4 separate regions of the Homo sapiens genome follow, and regions 2, 3 and 4 are each linked to region 1. Evidence: chromatin contacts called from ENCODE Hi-C or POLR2A ChIA-PET data. All regions are on one chromosome and are shown on one strand. Each heading gives the region's core, a stretch centred on a gene start or an enhancer-like site at or near the end of the contact. The rest is flanking DNA. Distances are from core to core; before and after follow the strand shown.

Region 1 (4,883 bases), core at 814-3,313:
GGAGACTTGGAGTTTTGTGGTTTTTTTGTTTAACTTAAAAAATATCTTGATACGTAATTCGCAAACAGTGAAATGCACAGATTGTAAGTATACAGTTTGATAAGTTCTGACAAATGCATACACCCATGTAACCCACATCCTTCTGAAAATATAGAGCATTTCATCACCCCTAGAAATTCCCTCCTGCTGAGGGGACTTTTTTTTTTTAAACAATACAAATGAGAGATAATGAAGGCTTCTTATCCTGAGGTGGGAGGGTTGTAGCTATGGGAATGGAAGGGAAGAGCTGGAGAGACTTTGGAAGGAGAATCCAGAGTAGACCCGTTGGATGTGGGAGATGAGAGAAGAACGAATGCTGGTAGCAGAGCCACTAACAGAAACAGGAGATAGGGAGGAAGTCTAGGTTGTTGCAGGTGGATTGGAAGAATGAGTACAGTTAAGACTGTTGGCTGGGCGCATTGGCTCACGCCTGTAATCCCAGCACTTCGGGATGCTGAGGCTGGCGGATCACGAGGTCAGCAGTTTGAGAGCAGTCTGGCCAACATGGCGAAACCCCATCTCTACTAAAAATACAAAAATTAGCCAGGCGTGGTGGTGGGTGCCTATAATCCCAGCTACTCGGGAGGCTGAGAGAAAAGAATCGCTTGAACCCGGGAGGTGGAGGTTGCAGTGAGCCAAGATCGTGCCATTGCACTCCAGCCTGGGCGACAAGAGTGAAACTCCGTCTCAACAAACAACAACAACAAAAACTTTTAAAAAGTGGGCTGGGCGTGGTGGCTCATACCTGTAATCCCAGCACTTTGGAAGGCCGAGGTGGGTGGATCACTTGAGGTTGGGAATTCGAGACCAGCCTGACAGACATGGAGAAACCCTGTCTTTACTAAAAATTCAAAATCAGCTGGGCATGGTGGCGCATGCCTGTAGTCCCAGCTACTCGGGAGCAGAGGTTGCGGTGAGCCAAGATCGCGCCATTGCACTCCAGCCTGGGCAACAGGAGCAAAACTCCTCCCCCTCAAAAAAAAAAAAAAAAAAAGAAATCTGGTGGCTCACGCCTGTAATCCTAGCACTTTGAGAGACCGAGGCAGGCGGATCACCTGACATCAGGAGTTTGAGACCAGCCTGGCCAACATGGTGAAACCCCTTATCTACTAAAAATACAAAAATTAGCCGGGCGTGGTGGCGGGTGTAATCCCAGCTACTTGGGAGGCTGAGGCAGGAGAATCGCTTGAACCTGGGAGGCGGAGGTTGCAGTGAGTGGAGATGGCACCACTGCACTCCAGCCTGGGCCACAGAGCGAGACTCCATCTCAAAAAAAAAAAAAAAAAAAAAAGTGAAGTCTTTACATAAATGGATTACGTGTGCTGCCCTTTGAGAAGTTTGTTGATGAAAGGAGAAAGGAAATAGTAGCACCAGAGGAAAAGATCAGGGATTTACCCTGTTCTTACAGGATAACAGCTCCTTGCTCTTTTCAGCTAGCTTTTCAAAGGACAGGGATAGGACAGCCCCCTGCCTTATTTCGGATACTTGGATCTATAACCTCCAGAAATTCAAGCTGAAGTAGCTGGAGGTCGGAGAGGAATGAGAACTGCCTGGGTGGGGTCTGCCAGCCAGACACTGCCAGGATAGCCACAAGGAGACGACTTGGAAGAACAGACAGCAACCACGTTGGACTCAGGCAGTCCTGGGTTTGAATCCTGTCTCTGTCACCACCTAGCCTGATGACCTTGGGCACATCCTGAGCACCCTGTGCCTTATCTGTAAAATGGAAACAATCATGCCGACCTTTCAGGGTGGTTTTGAGGATTAGAGACTAGCTCCTGACACACAGTAGGTAATCGTAAATGGGTGCTATTGTTTGGCCCGACCCACGTTATAGGACAGAACGTCTAACGGATGCGTCAGAACCTGCGCCCTCCGGATCTTGGAGGGTACAGAGGGCGCCCCTCGGCCTCCTCCCTTTCGGAGGTGGGGACAAGGTGGAGGAAGGGCTGCAGGAGGAGGAGCTCTAGCATCGCGACCCGCCCCGTCCCGTCCAGTCTGGCCTGGGCGCCGCGGGAACGCTGTCCTGGCTGCCGCCACCCGAACAGCCTGTCCTGGTGCCCCGGCTCCCTGCCCCGCGCCCAGTCATGACCCTGCGCCCCTCACTCCTCCCGCTCCATCTGCTGCTGCTGCTGCTGCTCAGTGCGGCGGTGTGCCGGGCTGAGGCTGGGCTCGAAACCGAAAGTCCCGTCCGGACCCTCCAAGTGGAGACCCTGGTGAGGAGATAGTCCCGACCCTCAGCCCCCGTGGGCCGAGCCTTGTTGGGTGGTAATACTGGGGTCTCAGCGAACCTGGGAGCCGGGAGGAGAGGAAGTGCGGGAACTGAGTTGGGGGTGGTGCCGGGTCTAGGGGCGAGAACGGGATCTTTGGAAGAGCATCCGTGACCCCTGTAGTCCGATCGTAGGTGGAGCCCCCAGAACCATGTGCCGAGCCCGCTGCTTTTGGAGACACGCTTCACATACACTACACGGTGAGGGGTCTGGGGGGCCGGGGCGGGGCCTGGGAGGGGGCGGCGCCCTGCTGAAACACGTCAGCTTTGGCTTGGACACGTGGCAAGCGGTTCGGGAGAAGAAACTCGGGGCTCTGGGGTCGTCGAGCACGTGGCGAGGGGAGAGACGTTGCTCTTCCGTGCCTCTTTTCCCTCCTTGCTTTTCTGCCAGTTCCTACCTGGCACGGAGAAGTGCAGGGTGGAGAGATCTCCGAGAAGCGCCAGCCTTCTGGGGCTTCCTGTTCCTTACAGCGGTAAGGGGAACGCTAGGCTGCCGCACTAAGGGGGCTGCCGCCGCCCAGCGGTCCAGGTGTGTGTTGCGCGCCTGCTGGGAGGGAGAGGGTGCTAGATGTATGCTCTTGATGCTCTCTCCCCCCAGGGAAGCTTGGTAGATGGACGTATTATTGACACCTCCCTGACCAGAGACCCTCTGGTTATAGAACTTGGCCAAAAGCAGGTGATTCCAGGTATGTGACCTGTGCCTCCCATTCCACCTCTTCCCAACCTAAGCCCTTTCTTAGCCTCTTCGGCTCCAAAGCTGCCCTGGAAATCCCCCCTGAAATGAGTAAGACCCTAGGGCTCTACGAGTTACCTCCTGAGGTTCAAACCTCACTTCTAGTACTCCACTTGTCCCATATCCTATTGGAAGCCAGAGATTTAAGAAGTGAGGGAAAGGTCAATTGAGGATGGAGGAGGAAGACTTTGATCTTCATGTCATGGGATTTGGGGAAGGTGGATAGCTTCCAGTTCAGTTGTGTCTTCTTCTTCAAGGTCTGGAGCAGAGTCTTCTCGACATGTGTGTGGGGTGAGTATCTCGGCAGGGGTGGGCCTGGGTACCCCCTTTGCATGGGTAGAGGCTTTCTCGGCCATCCTCACTCCTTAAGCAGGAGAATGTGGAATAAAGGACCCTGCTTCCCACTGGACAGGTCCAGGTCAGTGGGACCTCTGAGGGCATTCAAAGCCTCTGTGCCTCTTGCGCTGTTGCTTTTGTCGGGGGAGTTGAGGCACATGGGGAGATGGACACCTTTGCTGGCCAGCCTGTTTGGTGTTCAGGTGGAAAAATTCGTGTTTTGGGTGTGAAGATTCAGGGGGTTTTGCTGAAGGAGCTTCAGCTGGACTGAGGCTGCTGGCCTACCTCTCCTGCCTCTGGCTGTGACTGACATTCCTTCCCTCAGAGAGAAGCGAAGGGCAATCATTCCTTCTCACTTGGCCTATGGAAAACGGGGATTTCCACCATCTGTCCCAGGTAATCTGACTAGGACTCTCTCTCAGGCCATCAAAATACCCAGTCCCTAAGAGCTATAAGGAGCTATATACTTTGTTTGATGCTTGAGAAGATCCAGACCAAGTTTGTTTAGACAGATAGGAGTGGCTGGGGCCTCCATCTACAGGGCCACCTTTTTCCTCCTCATATCACCAACAGGGACTAAAGACAACCTGATGAGGCCACCTGGCATGACCTCCAGCAGCCAGTAACTTGTTAGGGAAGAGACCTGCTTGGGCCACATGGGTCTGCTGCCTGTGCCACCACCTTTCCCAGAACACTGGACTTCTTTCCTGCCCTTTTCTACAACTCTACGCTGTGTCAGCTGTACAGCCACCCCCCACCCCTTCCTTTCAGCCTCCATCAGGGAAGAGACAGTAAAAATAATCACAGTCAAGTGATTCAAAACAAAACAAAAAGCAACTGTTAAAGCCAAGTCTGCCCCATAACTTTAAAAGCCATCATTGGTCACTGCCGATGTCTATTTTTGAAGGGTTGAGATGGACAGATTTCCCAAGATGCATATCTTTTGCTTTCAGTTCTAACAAATGTTCTATTAGCTAAAATGTGTTGTACTCCACAGAGTATTGGGCTCGTAATTCTTTTTTTTTTTTTGAGATGGAGTTTCACTCTTGTTGCCCAGGCTGGAGTGCAATAGTGCAATCTTCACTCACCACAACCTCCGCCACCCGGGTTCAAGCAATTCTCCTGTCTCAGCCTCCCGAGTAGCTGGGATTACAGGCATGCGCCACCACGACCGGCTAATTTTATACTTTTAGTAGAGATGGGGCTTCTCCATGTTGGCCAGGCTGGTCTCAAACTCCCAACCTCAGGTGATCCGCCTGCCTTGGCTTCCCAAAGTGCGGGGATTACAGGCATGAGCCACCGCGCCTGGCTGGGCTCGTTAATTCTTATCCTAGTTCCAGCTTAGAGGAAGGCCTGGAAGGAGGGTAGGGGGACCAAGGAGAAACTTTTACCCAAAGCCCTATTACCTCCCCATTCCCAGTGCTGCTTATTTGTACCTCTTCTGCCCACTCATTTCTGTTCCACCTGCCCCTTTACTTCTTAAGCAGCATCCTCATCCTTCTTCCT
Region 2 (4,883 bases), core at 919-3,418, 240 kb after region 1:
GAACCCAGGAGGCGGAGGTTGCAGTGAGCCGAGATCGCGCGCCACTGCACTCCAGCCAGCCGGGGCGACAGAGCAAGACTCCCGCTAAAAAAAAAAAAAAAAAAAAGAAGTGGTTCTAAATAGTAATGTTTTGTCTGTCTTGGACTTACAAGAAGGATTCTTTTTTCAACTAAGACCTTCAGTAAATTCATTGAAAGAAAGTCTTTTGTTTCTTCCCCATCTATTCCTGTGTCTCTTCATATTGTTCACTACAGTAGTTTTAATGTTGCTTTTTGATATTACTACATTTGGTTGCAGATTCGGATTCCCAAATTTTCTGTGACATGACTGCCTCTGGCTGTTTTTTAATTATAGGGTGTTTATAACAAAACATCTTTTTTCGTACTCCTGAGGGTTGGTCTGTTTGCTTATGTATATAAATCATTGTTATTAATATTATGTTTGTATTGCATCCATAATCCAAAGCTATCCTAGAATGTTCACTCCAAGAGAGCAGGGTTATCTTCCTTGTTCTCTCCTGGCACTTAGGTGCTCAATAAATATTCGTTGAATGAATGAATTTCAGGCCTTCTTCTAGGGCTGCTCTAGTCTCTGGAAACAGCACAACCCCCAAGGTTTTTTTTTTTTTTTAATAATTTATCGGTCCTATAGTGTATTTATTTATTTATTTATTTATTTATTTATTTATTTATTTGAGATGAGGTGTCTCCATATTGCCCAGGCTGGGATCGAACTCCTGAGCTCAGGTGATCTTCCCACCTCAGCTTTTCAAAGTGCTGGGATTACAGTGGTGAACCATGACGCCCAGCCTTAGTGTTTTTCTTGAGGGCTGTGGAATCTTTATGTTCACTTCCACTGGGACTCATGCTCACTTGCTCGTTAGGCATGGATAAAACATCTTTCTTAAACTGACAGTGAGGAGATAAGAGATGCTGGAAAGCAAAAAATGTCTAGAAGGGTTATGGGAAGAAAGCTAGGAATCATTTCTACAAGTGGTGGAGATGACAGAAAGATGCTTTTAAACTAAAAATCCTTAAAGGATGGTATGATTGGTATTGTGTCTGTCATTTTTATGATACCTGCATTATTTAGCATGGAATTTTAAAGACAGGGCACACAGTTATGAGAAGCAGCCCTAAACTAGAACAAATATTTCCTTATTCTCAGTCCAATGCTCTTTACTATATAAGAGGCAATAAGGGATAAAGAATGCGGGCTGGGTTCAAATTCGTCTTCCTTTCCCATTTAATAGCTATGGTCCCATTCTGTTCCTCAGTCCTCTTATCTGTAAAATGGACATAATACTAACCTGTACCTCTTAGGGTTGCTTTGAAAAATTCAATGACTTTATACATGTAATTCCCAGAATCAGTAAACACCCAAAAAATGTTTCTCAGTGTTCTCTATACCAAATGTTCAGTACATGTATTGAACTGTTCACAAAAGAAAGCTAAAGACTTTTTATGTGTAAACAGTGATCCTCCAGCCTCTGTCTGATTTATTTTTTATTTATATATTTTTTTGAGACGGAGTTTCGCTCTTGTTGCCCAGGCTGGAGTGCAATGGCGCGATATCGGCTCACCGCAATCTCCGCCTCCCAGGTTCAAGAGATTCTCCTGTCTCAGCCTCCCGAGTAGCTGGAATTACAGGCGTGCACCACCACGCCCGGCTAATTTTGTATTTTTAGTAGAGACGGCGTTTCTCCATGTTGCTCAGGCTGGACTCGAGCTCCCGACCTCAGGTGATCTGCCAGCCTCAGCCTCCCAAAGTGTTGGGATTACAGGCGTGAGCCACCGCGCCCGGCCTGTCTGTCTGATTTTATACTAGCTGTGTACAGTGGTGAGGGAACAGCAGCCTAGGACCACAGACTGAGGGTCCAAAAGTAGCCGGAAAACGAGCCACGCTGCAAGGTGGAAAAATATTAGCTGGCAACCCGCCCCGCAGCCCGCTCTCCGCCCCCTTCCCCGGCTCACTCTCCTCCGGGCGGAGTTGCTGACAGACAGTCTGTCTTAGCCACCCCAACCTCGCATTTTCTCAGCGCTCCGCCCTCCCAGACACGATAGGTAGTTGGTCTCGGCCAATGGCGACATCCTGTCATACGAGCGGTAGCCAATGAGTAGCCAGGAGTCCGGAAAGGGGCGAGGCCGATCTGAGAGCCGCTGGCGCCACTAGAGAAGGGCGAGCGGCGCGGCAGAGTGCGGCGCAGCGCAGCTCCTGAGGTAAGATGGCGGTGCTCTTTCCTCTAAGCTCTTGCGGTTGGGCTGCTATTTCGCTCTTTTTGTCAGCTCAGAGCTGCTACTCCGCCTCAAAGCAGTGTCAGAGTCAGTCTCCTTCCTGCAGGCTTCCAGGAGCCAGGATCTCCGGTGACTGGAGCCGTAGGACAAAATGGCGCTCGCATAGGCTTCCGAGGCCAGGCCCAGTCGTGCGCTCTGAGGCAGGCCGGGACAAAGGCGGCGTGCGGGGAGGCGGCGTGGCCGCCGCGTGGGGCTGGTGTTGTCGCTTCCCTTCGTGCTGCAGCTGTGCGAGTCCTGAAGATACATTCAGCGTGGTGTGGTTCGGGGTGGGGCCGGGCATGGAGGGACACGCTAAAGGGAGGCAAAGCCACAGATGCCTGTGGAGACTTGGGGAGGGCGGCGGGGACTTACGGAGCGTACCTTACGGGGACGACTTCTGCATGTCCTTTGGAAACTGTCCGCGCGATCTGTGTGGAGCAGGAATTTTCGGGAAGGGTAAGGGCTTTTTGGTCTTTCGTTTGACCCCGCAGGTTTTGGTTATGAACAGGATTCGGATTCACGTCTTGCCAACCAATCGGGGGAGGATCACTCCAGTGCCCAGGTCTCAGGAACCTCTGTCTTGTGCATTCACTCATCGTCCATGCTCTCACCCTCGTCTGGAGGGGCAGGAGTTTTGCATTAAGCATATCCTTGAAGACAAGAATGCACCCTTCAAGCAGTGTAGTTATATATCGACGAAGAATGGAAAAAGATGTCCCAATGCTGCCCCAAAGCCAGAGAAGAAAGATGGGTATATATGTATAGATATATATGTCGTTTTTCTTAAAGCGAGGGGGTATGTGATATGATGCGGGCTTCAGCATAGCTGCCGCGTTTGAGATTTTGTCCTTGTAAATTTGGGGTTATGGTTGTATCCTTGGAAAACTGAAAAAACGGTGAAGACTGGAAAGACCCTTGAGTTGGATTACTTAGTTCACCTCTTTGGTTCTTTTCCCTTATCTGTAAAATAAAGGCATATTCTAAATTAGTCTTTTTTTTTTTTTTTTTTTTTTTAAGAGAGATGGGGTCTTGCTATTTTGACCAGGCCGGTCTCAAACTCCTGGCCTCAAGGTATCCTCCCATCTCGGCCTCCCAGAGTGCTGGGATTACAGGCGTGAGCGACCGCGCCCGGCCCTAAAGTTAATTTTTTGGCGGGGGGGCGGCGCACAGATTCTTGCTTTATTCCCCAGGCTGGAGTGCAGTGGAGATCTCGGCTCACTGCAACCTCCTCCTTCCAGGTTCAAGCGATTCTCCTGCCTCCTAAGTAGTTGGGACTTAAGGCGTGCGCCACTATGCCCGGCTAATTTTTGTACTTTTTAGTAGAGACGGGGTTTCACCATGTTGGCCAGGCTTGTTTTGAACTGCTGACCTCAGGTGATCCATCCGCCTCGGCCTCCCAGAGTGTTGGGATTACAGGAGTGAGCCACCGCACCTGGCCCCTAAAATTCTTCTTAATGGAGGGGTGTGTGGCTCTATTTGGCTGTCCATGAATTTTGTTAAATAACATGCAAAGTTATATATGTGTGTATTCTTCTGTAAGAGGCTTCATAGTTTTCATCATGTATGCAAAGGTATCCATGCAAAAACATAACCTGACTAGATAATTTTTTACGTATCTTATAGTTTTAAAATTGTGTCCCTGGCTGGTCGCAGTGGCTCATGCCTGTAATCCCAGCACTTTGGGAGGCCACGGGAGGAGGATCACTTGAGGCCAGGAGTTGGAGACCAACCCAGGCAATACAGTGAGACCCCGTCTCTACAGAAGATTAAAAAACTCGCTGGGCATAGTGGCGTGGACATGTAGTCCCCACTACTTGGGAGGCTGAGGTGGGAGGATCACTTGAGCCTGGGAGTTCCAGACCAGACTTGGCAACATAGACTTCGTTTCTACAAAAAACTAAAAAAAATTTGCTGGGCACAGTGGTGCATGCCTATAGTTCTAGCTACTTTGAGGCTGAGGCAGGAGGATCGCTTGAACCAAGCAGTTTAAGGCTACAGTGAACTATGATTGCACCACTGCACTTTAGCCTGGGCAACAGAGCAAGACCCAATCCCTTGCCTCAGCCTCCCAAAGTGCTGGGATTACAAGGGTGAACCACTTCATCCGTCCTGTTATTTCCCTTTAATAAAGTCAAATGAGTTGACCTTGGGCCAGTTAAATTCCTCTGACTTGCATTTTTAGAAATGAATGTAATAGTCATTTTAATTCCCTAAAAATGATTTAAAGATTAGGGACTGTGAACATTATTGAACGCTTTCAAGAAGGAACTTATAAAATATTAATGTTTTGTCTCTTCAGGGTGTCCTTCTGTGCTGAACATGTCCGTAGGAATGCCCTGGCACTTCATGCTCAAATGAAGAAGACCAACCCAGGGCCTGTGGGTGAAACACTCCTGTGCCAGCTGAGCTCATATGCTAAGACAGAGCTGGGGTCTCAGACTCCAGAAAGTAGTCGCAGTGAAGCCAGCCGAATACTAGGTAAGGACCTTCTCTCCTGGAATGAAAAAGGAGGAAGAAAGTTAAGGGGGAACTATTTTGGGTTAGCACAATGCCTTGATCTATTTGGCAATATTGTTAATTCATCAGGAATTTGGTGAGAATGCTGGGATT
Region 3 (4,883 bases), core at 606-3,105, 170 kb before region 1:
GAAAGGAGGATGGCGGCAGGCGAGACGGGAAATGGCTGAGGCGTGGACCGGGGGTCAGCCACCCAGCCAGGCAGGAAGGGCTGGGGTGAGCTGGGGGCCAGGAGCTGGCTAGGTAGCAGACAGAAGCCTGGCTCCTGACCTGATTGTAGAAAAGCTCTGTGGGCCGAAAAGAAGAGACTGAAAAGGGCTGGGACAGGGGTGGCCAAGGGTCAGGTCACCAGACCATCTACCTGAGGAGGGGCTGGGCAGACATTGCTTTTGGCATGGGAAACGTGTCCTAGAACCAGGACACATCTATTCTAGGGTCTATTCTAGGGCTATCCTAGGGTCTAAACGATAATCTTGGGGTTAAAAAGTAATCCTCAGTGAGAATAACAGATGGACCCACCTGAGAATCAGAGGGCTCCTAAGTCTTCCAAGCTCTGCCTATCTCAGGGGCTTTCCTTGGAATTACATAATTAGGATAAATTCAACTACCATTTTTGAGCATTGGAACCACCTAGAGTGAGGTGGAAGAGAAGGACCACCTCTGGCGAGTGATTTATTTTTTATTTTTTGTAGAGACGGGGTCTTGCCATGTTGCCTAGGCTAGTCTTGAACTCCTGAGCTCAAGGGATCCTCCCACCTCGGCCTCCCAAAGTGCTGGATTACAGGTGTGAGCCACTTCATCCAGCCTGGCCAGTGATCTTGAATGTTAGAACTGAAAGAAAACTTGAGAGATGACATTCCTCCAACCCTCCCCACCCCCACTGCCACCCTCATTTTACATCTGAGAGCTGGACTTCCCCCAGGAGGAAAAGCAATTTAAACTCTCACAATTTAAAGTGGCATGGCTGGGACTAGAATTCAGGACTCCTGATTCTAAGCCCTATATACTTTCCATTACACCACCTAATTGTGTATGGAGTGGGGAGGTGGGGGGAGAGGGAGGGGTACGGATTTCCTCTGATTAATTGCCATAGTTTTCCAGGTTACTTTGTTAGGAAAACCTGTCCAGGGAAGAAATAATTCCTTTTGCTTCTGCCCTGAAGCCTTCCTCCTACCTAGAGATGGGAAAAGGGGCATTCCTTCTTTCCTCCTTGGCCGTGGAACATTGTGGCCCTTTCCTCTGGTTGCCACCTGCAGCAGAGTGGGCAGAACAAGGGACAGGCTCAGGAGGGGCTCCGGCAGGCCTGGGAGCCCCCTCAGTCTTACTTATCTCCCACACCCTGGCTGCAAAAGGCCTCCATTGAGTTGGCTCTGCACTGGGCTGCTGCCCCCGCAGGTCAGGGCCTCGGGGCCTCCTTAGGGGACGAAACGACAAAGTTGGAAGGAGCTACCACTTTTCCTGTTTTCCCCCCACCCAACCCCAACTCTGCGGGGTGGAGGAGACTAGAGGAGAGGGGAAAAGTGTCTTTCTGTTAGGAGAAAACCAAGTCCGAGGTGAGAGGTCGGAGGGGAAAGAAAAAAAGGAAGCTGTCCCTCTGCGCCTCCTCCCGCGGTGTCCCTGCTATGGTGCGCGCCAAGGTCTCCCGCTCCCAGGCTGGAGCGGCCAAGATAACTGTGGTCTCACTCCCCCAGGTGCAGGCTTCCAGCCGCAGCTTCTTTTCCTCTTCTCCGCTCTCACCCTGCAGGGGGCTCCCCAGATCCGCACAAGGAGACCGTTATTCTCAGGTGCTACTCCCACGCCCTTCTGGGCTGCATCTAGAGCAGAGATGGGAGAGATAGGGGCTCTCCGGACTGGCAGAGCCTTAGCTGGAACTGGGAAGACTGGACGCGCGGGGGGAGGGGACCTACCCGGACGGAGCAGGGATTGGGGGCGCGGCTTTCTGCCCTTTCCTCTCCCTGAGCCGGGGCGGCTGAAAAGCGCCTTTGTGGCCGGAGCTGCTGAGTCCGCTTCTCCCAGCGCGTTCCCGGCCTGGGCTCAGGATTCTCGCTCGGTTAAGTCATCCCGGATAATGGCCATTGTACTTCGCGCAACCCCCGCCACCCCAATCCTTTTTCCAGCAGCCTTGATCCCGCACAGCTCCTCTTGGGCACCTCTCTGGGGGGCACCCAGAGCACGAAGGGGTTAATGCTAAGGGCCCAAAGGAGGAGGAGGAAGGAAGGAAGGAAGCGATGCCCGGTGCCAGGGAAGGCAATGAAACAAAAGATGAATCAGGCGGAGGGAGGGGAGCCGGTGCCTGGGGCGGGGGCCAGGCTCAAACAGGGGCTCTCCGGGAGCAACCAGGCCCTCCCTGACCACGCTTCCATTCGCCCTCCTAACTCTGTCCTTCTCCCAGGTTGAGCCGCTGTCCCTGAACCAATAGGGGTGAGGGACGGGCATTAAAAATGGGGAAGGAGCTAGGTATGGGCACCCCCTCTCAACCTCAGAGGTGAGCCCACAGTTCTCCAACGACGTCCTGGGAACAGAGTGCAGATTGGTGACTACCATCGACTCAGATTCTCATTTCTCCAGGACACTCAAAAGCTGGGAGGGGTAAGAGTAGGGCCGGAATAACAAAGAATCAACCCTCCTATCCAGGTCCCTTTTGCCCCAAGGGTGGTGGTGGGGAGACTGACTCCTTTATTCCCCGCCAGCGTTGTAAGGAGCGGGTGAACGCTTTGGCCATTGCCGTGATGAACATGTGGCCCGGAGTGCGCCTACGAGTGACTGAGGGCTGGGACGAGGACGGCCACCACGCTCAGGATTCACTCCACTACGAAGGCCGTGCTTTGGACATCACTACGTCTGACCGCGACCGCAACAAGTATGGGTTGCTGGCGCGCCTCGCAGTGGAAGCCGGCTTCGACTGGGTCTACTACGAGTCCCGCAACCACGTCCACGTGTCGGTCAAAGCTGGTACAGTAGGAGGAGGGTGGTAAAATCCGCCCAAAGGGGGCTCCCTCCGGGAAACTGAGTCTGCAGTAGTACTGTTGCCACCCTAGGGGAGACCAAGCGGGCTTTAGTGTTGAAAACCACCCGTCCAGGCCGAGGCGGTGCCTCACGCCTCTAATCCCAGCACTTTGGGAGGCCAAGGAGGGCGGATCACTTGAGGTCAGGAGTTCGAGATCAGCCTAGCCAACATGGTGAAATCCCGTCTCTATTATAAATACGAAAATTAGTTGGGCGTGGTGGTGTATGCCTGTAATCCCGGCTACTCGTGAGGCTGAGGCACGAGAATCACTTGAACCCGGGAGGTAGAAGTTGCAGTGAGCCGAGATGGTGCCACTGCACTCCATCTACTGGGCGACAGAGCGAGATTCTATCTCAAAATACATACATACATACATACATACATACATACATACATACATACATAGAAAAGAGAAGAAAAAGGAAAAGAAAAGAAAGAAAAACCGCCCTTCCTTTTCTGCCCAGGTTGGGGCCAGTCAGATTAACGGAAAATTGTGTTGTCCATGACTGGCGATATCTGCGCTGGCCTTGAGAATCGTTCTGGAACCGCTGGTCTTGATTCAATCCTCCCTGTGGTTGTTCCCTGCAGATAACTCACTGGCGGTCCGGGCGGGCGGCTGCTTTCCGGGAAATGCAACTGTGCGCCTGTGGAGCGGCGAGCGGAAAGGGCTGCGGGAACTGCACCGCGGAGACTGGGTTTTGGCGGCCGATGCGTCAGGCCGGGTGGTGCCCACGCCGGTGCTGCTCTTCCTGGACCGGGACTTGCAGCGCCGGGCTTCATTTGTGGCTGTGGAGACCGAGTGGCCTCCACGCAAACTGTTGCTCACGCCCTGGCACCTGGTGTTTGCCGCTCGAGGGCCGGCGCCCGCGCCAGGCGACTTTGCACCGGTGTTCGCGCGCCGGCTACGCGCTGGGGACTCGGTGCTGGCGCCCGGCGGGGATGCGCTTCGGCCAGCGCGCGTGGCCCGTGTGGCGCGGGAGGAAGCCGTGGGCGTGTTCGCGCCGCTCACCGCGCACGGGACGCTGCTGGTGAACGATGTCCTGGCCTCTTGCTACGCGGTTCTGGAGAGTCACCAGTGGGCGCACCGCGCTTTTGCCCCCTTGAGACTGCTGCACGCGCTAGGGGCGCTGCTCCCCGGCGGGGCCGTCCAGCCGACTGGCATGCATTGGTACTCTCGGCTCCTCTACCGCTTAGCGGAGGAGCTACTGGGCTGAGCGTCCCAGGCATAGAAACCTCGAAGCGCCCGAGGAAACGAGGGCCTGCTGGCTGAGATATGGGGCTGTGGGCAGCAGACGATGCCGACTGGAAGGGAGGGAGAGGGAGGGGGAGGGAGAAAATGGGGCTATGCCTGGCTTAGGGGCAACCTCGTACTGAGAGGAGGTGATACCGGGTCCTAGGTAGGTAGGGCTGATGGTGCGCACTCCTTAAAGAGGACTATTTAGCCTCTCCCCCAGTGCTTCAGCCCCACCCGATAATTTTATTTTATTTCTTATTTATAAATTGTAATATAATGATTCCCTTGCCCAGCTTGCCAAGGTGAGGGGCTGGGGCATGGCATTAACACTGTCTGACACAGCCAGCCAGTCTGACATCTGACGTTTTCCTGCAAGGTGGGCTAATAAAGGGAAGGCTTTCAGGAGCTTACTGGAAAACACTTCCATTCAGAGGGTGATTCACCTCCAGAGAGGGGGATAAAGGTGGCCAACCTGAGTTAACAGCTTACTTCCGGCTCCCCCTCCTTCCTCAGCAGGGTCTTTGGGACCCTTTTCCTCCCTTCAGAAGGGGCATCCCAACCCATAAGCAACAGAGCCCACAAGAGTCGTACCCTTTTCCAGGCTGCTGTTTCCGTCTCCCATCCAGAGAGGACCAGCATTTCGCTCCTGCGGCTGAAGGGTCCAGGGTTGTCCCAGGTGGGAAAGACTGTGCACACCTCTTCTCTGTTTATAGGGGCTCCAGCAGGGGCTCAGGCCCCTATGAGTACTGATACTCAAAGCATCTAGTCCCCTA
Region 4 (4,883 bases), core at 1,092-3,591, 140 kb before region 1:
GGGACAGTAGTGATAGTGGTTAATAGCTCCTCCACTTAGCTGTGTGGCCTTGGGCGGTCACTTAACTTCTCAGAGCCACCATTTCTCATTTATGAAGAGTGGCTAAGTGTGCTTCATAGAGTTGAGATGAAAATTAAACGAGGTAATATATGCAAAGCTTACTACAGTTCTTCACACATAATAAGTCCTTAAGAAATAGTGGGGTGGTGGCTGGGTGCAGTGGCTCACGCCTGTAATCCCAGCACTTTGGGAGACCAAAGCGGGTGGATCACCTGAGGTCAGGAGTTTGAGACCAGCCTGGCCAACGTGGTGAAACCCCATCTCTACTAAAAATAAATTAGCTGGGTGTGATGGTGGGCGCCTGTAATCCCAATTACTAGGGAGGCTGAGGCAGGATAATCGCTTGAACCTGGGAGGCGGAGGTTGCAGTGAGCCGAGATCGCGCCATTTCACTCCACCCTGGGCGACAAGAGCGAAACTCCATCTCAAAAAAAAAAAAAAAAAAACCAAAATAGTAGGTGGCTATCTGTGTTATTACTGGAGGTCTTTCTGGTGAGGGTCTACCTCTCCCTGCCTCTGGGTGCAAACCTGGGAGGGGCCTTCCATTTTCCAACTTGTTTCTTGGTTAACTTATTCTATTGTAATTAAAACAAGTGTGGGATCACTGCTGGAGTTTTTTTTGCTCAAATATGTGTGAATGGTCAGTGCAGAAAACATGATGCCAATGTGTGGCTGGAAGAGGACAAACCTAGTCCTGATCCCTCCTATTACTCTTACCAGTAGGGATTAAGGTCTCCTGCACTGTCTAATATAAAAGCATCACCTCACATGTGGCTATTTAATTTCATTAAAATAAAAAGTTCCTTACTTGTACCACCTGCATTTCAAAGTGCTCGAGAGCTGCATGTGGTTGATGGCTACCATATTAGATAGTGTAGATTTAGTCCATTTCCATCACTGTAGAAAAGTTCTGTTGGGACCGGGCGCGGTGGCGCATGCCTGTAATCCCAGTACTTTGGGAGACCAGGGCGAGCGGATCACGAGGTCAGGAGTTCGAGACCAGGCTGGCCAACATAGTGAAACCCTGTCTCTACTAAAAATACAAAAAAGTAGCCGGGTCTGGTGGTGTGCGCCTGTAATCCCGGCTACTAGGGAGGCTGAGGCAGGAGAATCGCGTGAACCAGGGAGGCGGAGGTTGCAGTGAGCCGAGATCGCACCACTGAACTCCAACCCGGACGACAGTGCGAGACTCTGTCTCAAAAAATAAAAAAAGTTCTCTTGGACAGCATCGTAAACCCTTTCCTCACAAAGCTGGCATTGGATCGAATCTGCCTGCCTCTTTCTCCACATCTTCTTTTAAAAAAACGTAGTATAATTATTTGTAATCCTAGGAAAAACGTGGCCTTTGGTTTGAATAATGGCTCAACTTCTCACTAGATGTAGTTCTGTGGGCAATTTTACCTATTGTAGCCTTAATCTTCATCTGTAATATGGAGATAATTCCATGTAACTCATAATGAAGGCGAGGAATAACTAAGAATATATAAAGTATCTGGACATAGTTAATTTGTCTCCTTTTGTCCACCCCATGTGTGCGTTGATGCAGAAGAGGCATTCCAATGTTTTCTCATCCAGACTTATGGTGGGGGGGTGGTGCCTGCAAAGAGTATGTTTTGCGATCTTGTCCAGGACAGTACTCCGGCCAGGTAGCAGCGAGGCTACCTCAGTTTACTAAAAAAGGGACACGGGTACTGAATATCTGGAAGGACTGGAGGTGGGAGTGGGGGCACCCTGAAAAGGGAGGCTCTACCTTTATGTTTCGATGGGGAGGTGTGTATAGTGACTGTGTGGGCACCGACAGTCCTTCCTCACACGGGGGACTGGGAGTCAGGAGGAACGACTAGGGACTCGTCCAGTTTTCTTCGGGTCCCCAAACGTGGCAAGAGTCCACCCTCTGCAGCGCCAGGCGCCGTACCTCACTTTCTCCATTTGCGGACTCCAGTTCCCAGGATGCTGAGCAGCGGCCAATCTCCTGGCTCTTCTTCCATCCCCCTCCCGGGAAAGACTGCCCCTGGCCAAAGCAAGGGGCAGTTGGAACTTCAGGGACCAACGACTGCAAGGGTATGGAATTAGACAGCGGCCAGAGTCCTAGTTTCGCGGCCTGGGCGGTAAATGAGGCGGCTCCAGGGCCGCGGCGGAGAGGAGGGGGGCTTCGTTCCCACGTGTCTGCCCTGCTGCCGGCCCGGCGCGGTCGGGGTTAACCCGGAGCGGAAGGATCCCGCAGCGTGTGCGTAGAACTGCAGAGTCACAGCCTTTCCTCCGAGAGGGCGGGATCCCTCCGCCGCTCCGCTCCAACACAAAATAGGGCCGCCTCTTCTCCTTTCTCCCCCTCTCGAGTGGGGTGCCCCGGGCAAAAGGCCCCCCCGGATCTAGCGCCGAAGGCTTCACGAATCTTCACGACCGCTGCCCAGCTCTTGGGCCAGGAAATAGCCCCTTCGCAGGAACCACCCTACCGGCCGAACAGGAGGCGGAGGGGGGGAGGCGGAGCGGCGCCGCGCTGCACTACTTTCCTCTCCGGTTGCAAATGGCTGCCTCGTTCCCCACTTTCCGCTCAGTTTCCTGACCCCCCGGTGCCGGGAGCCGGGGTTGGGCCATGCACCTCTAGGCCGCCTGCGATCACAGTCAGCCGGGGGTCGAGGGGGTGCCACCGACCAGAGCCGGCCAGGCCGGGGGCGGGGCAGCTCCCGAGGCCAGAGGGGAAGGGAGGCGAGCGCAGGGCCTGGAGCGGCCGGAGGGGAGCGGGCAGAGGGCTCGCACCGCCCGCCCCTTCCTTTTCCTCGCCTACCTAGCCTCCTCCCTTCCCCGGGGGGAGCAGAAGGTGGGGGGCTCGAAGCCGCCGAGGGTGAGCGCTCGGGGTCGAGAAGCCCGGCGCTGGGTGTGTGTCAGGTTCAGCCCCGCGGCCCCGCCGGCCCCGCGTCGCCGTAGCTCGCGCGGCCCCGGGCGCCGGCCGGGGCGGGGAGAGGGGCTCGGCGCTCCTGCGAGGGTCTCACGTTCCATCCGGGCCAGGCGCGGGGCGGCGCGGCATTCCTTCCGGGCTGCTGGGGAGGCGCCTCGACGTTCCATCTGGAGAGCCTCGACGTTCCGCCCGAGCCCGGCGCGGGCGGCCGGGGCGCTGGCCGGGCCCTAGGACTGAGAGGCCGCCCGGCGACGCGGATGCGGAGCCTGCTCGCCCAAGATCAAAGCCACCGGTGCTCTCTTTGTGTCCGCTCGGGATTCGCCGCCCTGGGGCTGTCCATGGAAACCTAAACTGCTGGAACCTGAGGCAGAGAACCCCTCTTTGGCTTCTTGCTGTTTTTTTGTGGGGGGAGGGTGGCCACTCCGACCTGGATTTACCGTTCTTGGCCCCCCTAAGCCCCCCCGTGCGGGGGGCGGCTGTGATCGCTCTGGCGGTTGGAGGTCGGGGAGCGGCCCGGGCTCTGGCCATGTTCTCGGATGAGGATTTCTGGATCGCCCTGTGAAGAGGTGAGTGAAGTCCGCCCGGCCAGGGCCCAGAAAGGGTTGGACTGGGGGCACAGCCAGATGGACTATCTTAGCCGGAGCTGGCCTTTAGGTTGGAGAAGGGGGTGCCAGAGCTGGGGAGCGTTCCTTTGGCAGGGTCTGTCAAGGGAACCTGAGCCAGTCACCAGGGCAGAACTGAGGCCTGGTGTCTTGGGGTGTGCCTCTTTAAAGACTGGGGGTTCAGGGAACCACGGGAGTTTGGGAACCTGGCCAGATAGCCTCTCTGCCTGTTTATTTTTGTGTTGGGGGAGCTCGACTAAACTAGGACCCGGGCCCTGATGCCAGCACCAATCCCAGGCTGCTGCTTCTCCCCTCAGGGTTCCTTGTGGGCCTTGGGACAGAGCAACTTGGGATGGTGGGGGAGGGTGTCACTGCCAGGTCAGACTTATGCCAGTTGGACTTTAAGGTTGTTCCTACCGAGTTGGGCACCCAAAGCAGTCCCTGGAAAACTCAAGGAACCCCAGATCCTTCACCAGGCCTTCTTTCACTGGGCAAAGGGAGAGTGTGTGGAAACTGACTAGTTGTGATGAAGGGGGTAGCTGGGGCAAGAAGGAGGCGGGGCTGGGGCAGTTCTGGCCCTGCTGTTCAACTTTAAACTGCCCCTGCCTGGCAAAGTGACCCCAGTGAGGCCGAGTGCTGTCTTAGCCTGCTTTGCCTCCCCTCCTCTTGGGATGGATCTAATCTCCAGAGGATTATAGAGGAGGCCGTTGAGATTTGCTCCCTGCGAATGTAGGCTGCAAAAAATGGCTTTTGTCTTTTGCCTTCTCCCGGCCTGGTATGGAGAGCTGGCTGCCCATGAGTCCCTGGCCAGTCCTGCAAGCCCCTCCCAGACCTCTCCAACCCTTTTTTGACCAGGGATTGTTAACTGGTTTTCTGATCCTGTACCAACTGTGCAGAATGGGGTGGCCTGTGTCTCTCTGGAGGAGAAATTGCTTGATCAGAGCTCTTTTCTCCTGGAAACCAGTGATTCCACCCCTGGCAGAAGGTATTGGGGAGAAAGGGTGTGTATGTGCCTGCAGCTTGAGCCTCAATCCTGTGGGCCTTGCTTGGGCTGGGACTGCCCCTCTCACACCTGTCATGCTACCCAGCAGGGATTTGGCTGGTGCATTTTGCTCCCTCACTCTTATCTGCTCCAACATACATATACTAGATTTCTTTGAGTCTGGTTTTGGAAAGGAGAAAATAGGGGTTTTGCCTTTTAAAGATTTCTGAAAGGTGAGAGGTGGCACAGGGGTAGTGGAGTGAGGTGAGCTGTCAATCCTGCTCTCCACTCCGGCATTCTATGGAGAGTCCCTCCCGTTTGTCCCGAAACAACTTCCTTATGT

The links. Hi-C counts contacts between places; a loop is a spot of excess contacts on that map. ChIA-PET counts read pairs that join two places held with the same protein, here RNA polymerase II (POLR2A). Pooled maps may share reads with other maps.
Region 2: a pooled map shows a loop between it and region 1 (5-fold over the local background). The contact joins the promoter of KANSL2 here to the promoter of FKBP11 in region 1. A Hi-C loop is called at or near these places in 5 of 50 pooled maps. POLR2A ChIA-PET finds 5 or more read pairs at or near these places in 2 of 52 experiments (activated T-cell and endothelial cell of umbilical vein).
Region 3: a pooled map shows a loop between it and region 1 (2.8-fold over the local background). The contact joins the promoter of DHH-AS1 here to the promoter of FKBP11 in region 1. A Hi-C loop is called at or near these places in 4 of 50 pooled maps. POLR2A ChIA-PET finds 5 or more read pairs at or near these places in 4 of 52 experiments (CD4-positive, alpha-beta T cell, OCI-LY7, T-cell and 1 more).
Region 4: a loop to region 1 is called in a pooled map, with 5 times the contacts of the local background. The contact joins the promoter of KMT2D here to the promoter of FKBP11 in region 1. A Hi-C loop is called at or near these places in 1 of 37 single-sample maps with no recorded cell type and 8 of 50 pooled maps. POLR2A ChIA-PET finds 5 or more read pairs at or near these places in 6 of 52 experiments (GM10248, GM12878, H1 and 3 more).

The regions. Positions count from the first base shown.
Region 1 is chr12:48,922,672-48,927,554 of GRCh38, reverse strand. FKBP11 (FKBP prolyl isomerase 11) reads left to right here and starts at 2,063. Exons shown (of 6, transcript NM_016594.3): 1 at 2,063-2,255; 2 at 2,444-2,509; 3 at 2,907-2,994; 4 at 3,299-3,332; 5 at 3,703-3,773. The coding sequence starts at 2,127. RefSeq lists enhancers at 1,698-1,797, 3,058-3,117.
Region 2 is chr12:48,679,523-48,684,405 of GRCh38, reverse strand. KANSL2 (KAT8 regulatory NSL complex subunit 2) reads left to right here and starts at 2,168. Exons shown (of 10, transcript NM_017822.4): 1 at 2,168-2,219; 2 at 2,765-3,024; 3 at 4,573-4,751. The coding sequence starts at 2,774. RefSeq lists silencers at 1,821-1,870, 1,911-2,120 and an enhancer at 2,201-2,470.
Region 3 is chr12:49,089,066-49,093,948 of GRCh38, reverse strand. It overlaps DHH-AS1 (DHH antisense RNA 1), which reads right to left and starts at 1,855. Exons shown (of 4, transcript XR_007063295.1): 1 at 1,607-1,855; 2 at 1,044-1,119. DHH (desert hedgehog signaling molecule) reads left to right here. Exons shown (of 3, transcript NM_021044.4): 2 at 2,560-2,821; 3 at 3,465-4,883. The coding sequence ends at 4,090. RefSeq lists a cis regulatory region at 1,194-1,211, an enhancer at 1,131-1,275 and a silencer at 2,134-2,316.
Region 4 is chr12:49,058,252-49,063,134 of GRCh38, reverse strand. It overlaps KMT2D (lysine methyltransferase 2D), which reads left to right and starts at 2,341. Exons shown (of 55, transcript NM_003482.4): 1 at 2,341-3,522. RefSeq lists an enhancer at 2,274-2,523 and silencers at 2,574-3,193, 3,355-3,649.